2 separate regions of the Homo sapiens genome follow, and region 1 is linked to region 2. Evidence: chromatin loops called from intact Hi-C (ENCODE). Cell type or tissue: adrenal gland. All regions are shown on one strand. Links, peaks and the distances in the headings refer to the core of each region. The heading gives the core; the rest is flanking DNA.

Region 1 (2,808 bases), core at 48-2,547, 150 kb before region 2:
TGAAACGATGCTGATTAAACAGGATGATTATCCAATACCAATCAACTTGGATAATCTGATTATCCAAGGAAGCTCAGAGGAATGTATTGACTCACATGAAAAGTAGTACAAAGGTTCTTTATCACTGGAGTCTAGTGAGAAAGAACAGTCGCATGAGTCAGGCAAAGCAACTTTATTACTCACAGATAGGTGGTGAGGATAAACAGAAGCCTAGGATCCACGGCAAGCCAGTTCCCCCAGGCTCAGGGGGGCTGCCCTGGGTGGCTGGAGTCTTGTCTGCACATGACCCATGTTGCATTGCAGCTAAGGGACCGCAAAAGCACTCCACTCTGAGTTTTATGCCCTTGGTGGAACTTGGATCACTGAGTTCAAGTACTGCAGGCCATCCTGTTCTAGGAGGGATGAGGACATAGCCCAGGCAGTTCTGGACAGTTGCCCCTTACCTTAGGATGTTGCGGTCTCTGTATATTCTACAGTTATTCCAAGAACTACCAGCAGGAGTAGGGAGAGCCGGGTAGTACAAAGCCATCTGGGCACCTGTCCTCCTGTAGATAGAAAACACAGGGTTACCCAAAACTCAGGCTCTGTCTTTTACCTCTTTCTTTCTACATGCCATCGTTCTCCTAAACTGTTTCACTCCATAGGATTAAAATTACAGCTGCTGGCAGCATTGGGCACAATCTTCCCAGCTTTCCCAACTGATAGGAAAGAGCTTCTTCCAGCTTTAGCTGAAAAAACCTGGGCAAGGGTTCTCATTGGCCTGGCTTGCCTCCTGGGTCAGCTTGACGAGCCTAGCTAGGGCCAAAAGCCTCCTCTGGACGCATGTGGTCATGGGAGTGGTCCCCTGCAGCTGGCACATGGATCACCTGCTACAGTGAGGCCATTTCACCAAAGAAAGGAAGGTAAAGATACAACCACCATGTGGATGTGAGCTGGGCAGTCACCCTCACTTCTCAGTTTCTGCTCTAGTGGGACAGGTTTTGCAGCCCTCTTTTGGCTCTGCAGAGGTCCTCTTTACAGCCCACCACACATAGCTACATGGGTAGATAGGATTTACTGAAGGACTGGGGAAAACTAAAGGGAATGACAACACATAGTGGGAAGAACTGCAAACCATAAGCTGGCAGTGCCCATAGTCTAAGGGCAAGCATGCAAGGCAGTCCACCTCCCACAGGGACCCTGTTCTGATGTACTGGTTTCTTTTCTTTTTTGTTTTTGTTTTTTTGTTTTTGAGACGGAGTTTCGCTCTTGTCGCCCCGGCTGGAGTGCAGCTCACTGCAACCTCCGCCTCCCTGGTTCAAGTGATTCTCCTGTCTCAGCCTCCCGAGTAGCTGGGATTACAGGCATGGGCCACCATGTCAGGCAAATTTTTGTACTTTTAGTAGAGATGGGGTTTCGCCACGTTGGCCAGTCTGGTCTCGAACTCCTGACCTCAGATGAGCCACCTTCCTTGGCCTCCTAAAGTGCTGGGATTGCAGGTGTGAACCACTGTTCCCGGCCTGTTGTTGTTGTTGTTGTTGTTGTTGAGACAGAGTTTTGCTCTTGTTGCCCAAGCTGGAGCACAGTGGCACAATCTTGGCTCACTGCAACCTCTGCCTCCCGGGTTCACTGATTCTCCTGCCTTAGCCTCCAGAGTAGCTGGGATTACAGGCGCCACCACCCCCCGTCTATGCCTGGCTAATTTTTGTATTTTGGGTAGAGATGGGGTTTCGCCATGTTGGCCAGGCTGGTCTTGAACTCCTGACATCAGGCGATCTGCCTGCCTTCGCCTCTCAAAGTGTTGGGATTACAGATGTGAACCACCACGCCCAGCCTGAGGTACCCAGTTTCTGCCCTCAGGCCCTCAAGCCTCTGTGCCATGCACCTCCACCCTCTAAGCTCCAACTTGACTCTCCTGCCATTTGGGAAACCTTGTCACATGCATTGTTATGACCCAGCATACACCTTCCTCCTCCCAGCAGAACTTCTGCAAAGTCTCAGCAAGTCAGTCTGGAAATAGCATCCCAGTAGCTCAGGGAGGGACAGGCTGTGGTGGCCTCTGCCATCCAAGTTCTGCAGAATTGTGCAGGCGATGGACTTTGGTTTTACTGCTCCTGAATATGCTGTGTCAGACTCTCCTATGAGACTGCCTGGCAGACTTGTTTATGCCCTGCCTAACAGTGTGAGTTGCAGATGTGGATATGGTCAGCTCTCCATATCCGTGGGTTCCACGTGCATTGATTCAACCAATTGCAGATTGAAAATATTTTTAAGAATCGTGTCTGTATGAAACATGTACATTTTTTTCCTTGTCATTATTCCATAAACAATATAGTATGCCAACTATTTTCATAGCATTTACTTTGCATTAGGTATCACAAGTAAACTAGAGAGGATTTAAAGTATATGAGAGGATGTGCATAGGTTATATGCAAATACCATGCCATTTTATATCAGAGACTTGAACATCTGTGAATTCTGGCATCCTTCGGGGGGCCATGAACCAATCTTCAGTGGATACTGGAGATAATTGTATTTATTTTCCTGTCTAGCAGAGAGAAAGAGATCAATACTTTCCTCACAGTTCCATCACTGCAAGTCCTACTTACTCACAATAGGATTCTGTTCACCTTGCATTTTAAATTGTCTCCCTGTGGGTCTGTTGGGGATAATAAACAGGCCCATTGCTCAGCCACACACAGTGGCTGTTCCTTGGCTATTAAGAATACCTTGCCAAGTCACTGAGCTTTCTGCTGAGAGGATTAACTTCTTAGATGAGGATCATGCTTCTTCATCTCTGCCTGAAAGAGAAAGTTGTTATTATTATTA
Region 2 (2,808 bases), core at 142-2,641:
ATCTGGGCACACCACACCTCTCCTCTCTACTACTGGGAACACTGGAGAGGACTGACTGCCTGTGGCATATGCTTTGTGCTTGGAGTGTTGCTTATGAAAGATGAGGCCCCTTTAAAACCTCATGCTCACACTTAGAGAATTCTGGTCGTGTGCTACAGATGTTTTACAGTTTATTTCCAAACAGCTGCTTTTCCCTTCTTTAGTCTGTTTTTTTTTTTTTTTTTTTTTAAATAAAATCCCTCTGGAAACCTTTCAGCTCACATCCTTGGCAATGCTTCCTTAGTACAAGTCCTTGCATTCTATGCCATGACATTCTCCCAACCAGCACCTGTTACTACAGGCAGGCCATCGACTTAGCTGTTCTGTGAGTTAGAAGTACTATTGTGTATGTGGATCAGAACTGTAGATTCAATCAGCCTAGAACAGACAGCCCCCAGTGACAAGCCCTCCCTAGCACTTCATGAGAATACACAGAAAGAAGAAGGAAAAACTTGACTTATAATGTATGTCTCCCTCGGAACATCAGGTAGAAAAGCCCCATGCAGGTGACTCAATCCAGGGTCAAAGCAGGGAGGGTTTCCCTGAGGGCACAGCAATTTGACAAGTTTGTCCCATTTCAAACTTCCCCAGCAGCCAGCTGTCAATAATATCTTTGACCTTCAGAGGTAGGAAGAGCAGGAATAATTAAGATCCACAGATGATCCCCGAATCCTGGTAATGATTTTCACATCCTTCTTTCTCATGATCCTTTTCCCCAGAGCTGCCATTTCTCTAAACTAAAGTGACGAGTGTAAGTTCAGCCTCCTTTAGTTTCTTTTCCAATAATCTTCTGATAAAGATATTAGGAAGAAGTAAAAGTCCAATTGAAGAGGGCAGTATCAGGGAGGGAACAGAAGTAAAGAGTTTGGGAGATCATTCCTTGAATAACTAAGTGTTGATCGGCTCTTGGGAAAATGTGTTGATTTGTCTTCTGGCCAGTTGTACATATGCAGATACACCATCTGTACTGAAAAATATGCGTGAACTTCTCTGGAAGCGCCTGAGTGAGTCAGTGTCTGAAAAGGAGCTACACCTCTAAAACAGTTATCAAGTATTTAGGGATGAGGTGCTGCAAAGCCAAGAGAGTGAAAACAATCCTTAAAGGCGTGTTTGGCCAGCTCTCAAAAATCTTAGACAGTTGCAACACAGTCCTTGGCTCAGACACTGGATTTTTCCCATTCATGTACTTTTTTGACAGATGAATTGTTGCAGGCTGCAAAAAAAGCTCGAAGAGGAATCTGTTAGACTCCTCACTCAGAGCAGGGATCTATTTGCTTGCAATCCTGTTAGCAAACCAAGGTGCCATTTGCTTTGTGTGGTGTGCTACTTGGCCACTTTTTCTTAGCCGTGGCTGCTCTGTCTGAAACGGTCATGGTCTCATTCAGCTCTAGCATATTTGCGTGTTAGGTTGGCATGAAGATTCTCAATTTAGTAAATGCTAGACACTAGTATAACTTCCCTGAATTCCTGCCTCTCAACTCCTATGGAATGTTTATGGCTTTCATTATAGTAATAACAAGATTTCTTGCACAAAAACTCACTTGACCTTGGCACTTTCTTTCTAGAGCCATCCTTCCTTTTTGCTGATAGGTGGGTTTGCATTTATTTTTGGCATGACTTTTTCACCTTCTGAATTGCTGACTATGGTAGATTGATTTTTTTTTTTAAAGAAACGCAAGTCATTTTGATGAAACGATCAACCCAGCCTGATATAACTTTAAGTATAGTTTCACACCACATGTAATAAATGTGACCCTTTAGAGATATTAGAAACTGATGATGAATGTTTAGTTACAAGAATAGTTCAGACCCTCAGGTATGGGTATTCTTTGCACAACTCTGGAATATATTTCTTGAATCACTGGAAGAAGATGGAGTCCTTGGAAACATGTTGTCAGGGGCTCAATTACCTTTAGACCTTTAAGTGTTCTTGGCCAAAGGCTTGGTAGTAATTATTTGAGGGCATTAGTGATAGACCACATGTTAAGGCTGTAGCTGAAACCAAGAGTCATCATATGCATCCTGTATGGAAAGAACTGGGGATCATACTTCAGTCTTTCCAGCCAAACTATGTGTATACCATCACTAACTTAAGAAACACAGTGTATGCTATTGTGTGCTGGTACACAATGGGGAAAATGACTGGCTGCCTTCAAATCCTGTCTTCTATGTCTAGGCTCAACAACGGGGGACCCCTCTGTATGTTTTTATGCCGAGAACTAAAGAATTTTAAAAATAAACTTGGATAGTTTTAAAGGGTGTAATATCCTATGAATTGTAACACTGTATATATGCTTTAAGTGTATTATCAAAGAGTCAAAGTTATGGACTTTTCTCCTTCATACTTGGAAAATGTTCATCATTGTAAAACAAATGGCAGCAAAACCAGTCCTTAGGATGAAGCAAATCAGAAGGAGTGACTTTGTTTTTAAAATTTAAGTAAATGTGTTAACATGTCATTTCAAATAATCATCTTGCTTCTGAACTAAAATTCCTAAGATACGTAGATAGAAAAGGCAGTGAGTTTGTCACCTGGTAGAAATAAGATCCCTCCCACCCCTTATTCCATCCTATCTCTGTTTTTTTTTTTTTTTTTAAAGTGTTCTGTGCTTTGCTCTCCAAGGTGCTTCCTCAGGAATGCATTGTCAAATTACTCCTTGTATTTGGCAACCCAAGGAGCTTTTTCCTCCAGCTTTATTGAAGTATAGTTGACAACTAATTGTATGTGTTTAAGGTATACAACTTGATGATTGGCCTATGTATACATTG

Evidence for each region. Peaks named below come from ENCODE experiments on the same cell type or tissue, not always from the same donor. Only the 100,000 strongest peaks of a DNase experiment are listed, where the experiment ranks them.
Region 1: a loop joins it to region 2, with 6 times the contacts of the local background. A loop is called at or near these places in 1 of 110 quality-filtered maps.

The regions. Positions count from the first base shown.
Region 1 is chr6:7,640,906-7,643,713 of GRCh38, forward strand. No RefSeq gene overlaps it. Among named protein-coding and RNA genes, the nearest start is that of SNRNP48, 52 kb to the left of the region's middle. In adrenal gland, for the core only: no CTCF peak of the experiment used is centred there; no DNase peak of the experiment used is centred there.
Region 2 is chr6:7,786,254-7,789,061 of GRCh38, forward strand. All of the region lies in intron 1 of BMP6 (bone morphogenetic protein 6), which reads left to right. Among named protein-coding and RNA genes, the nearest start is that of BMP6, 62 kb to the left of the region's middle. In adrenal gland, for the core only: no CTCF peak of the experiment used is centred there; no DNase peak of the experiment used is centred there; H3K27ac peaks cover 336 bases.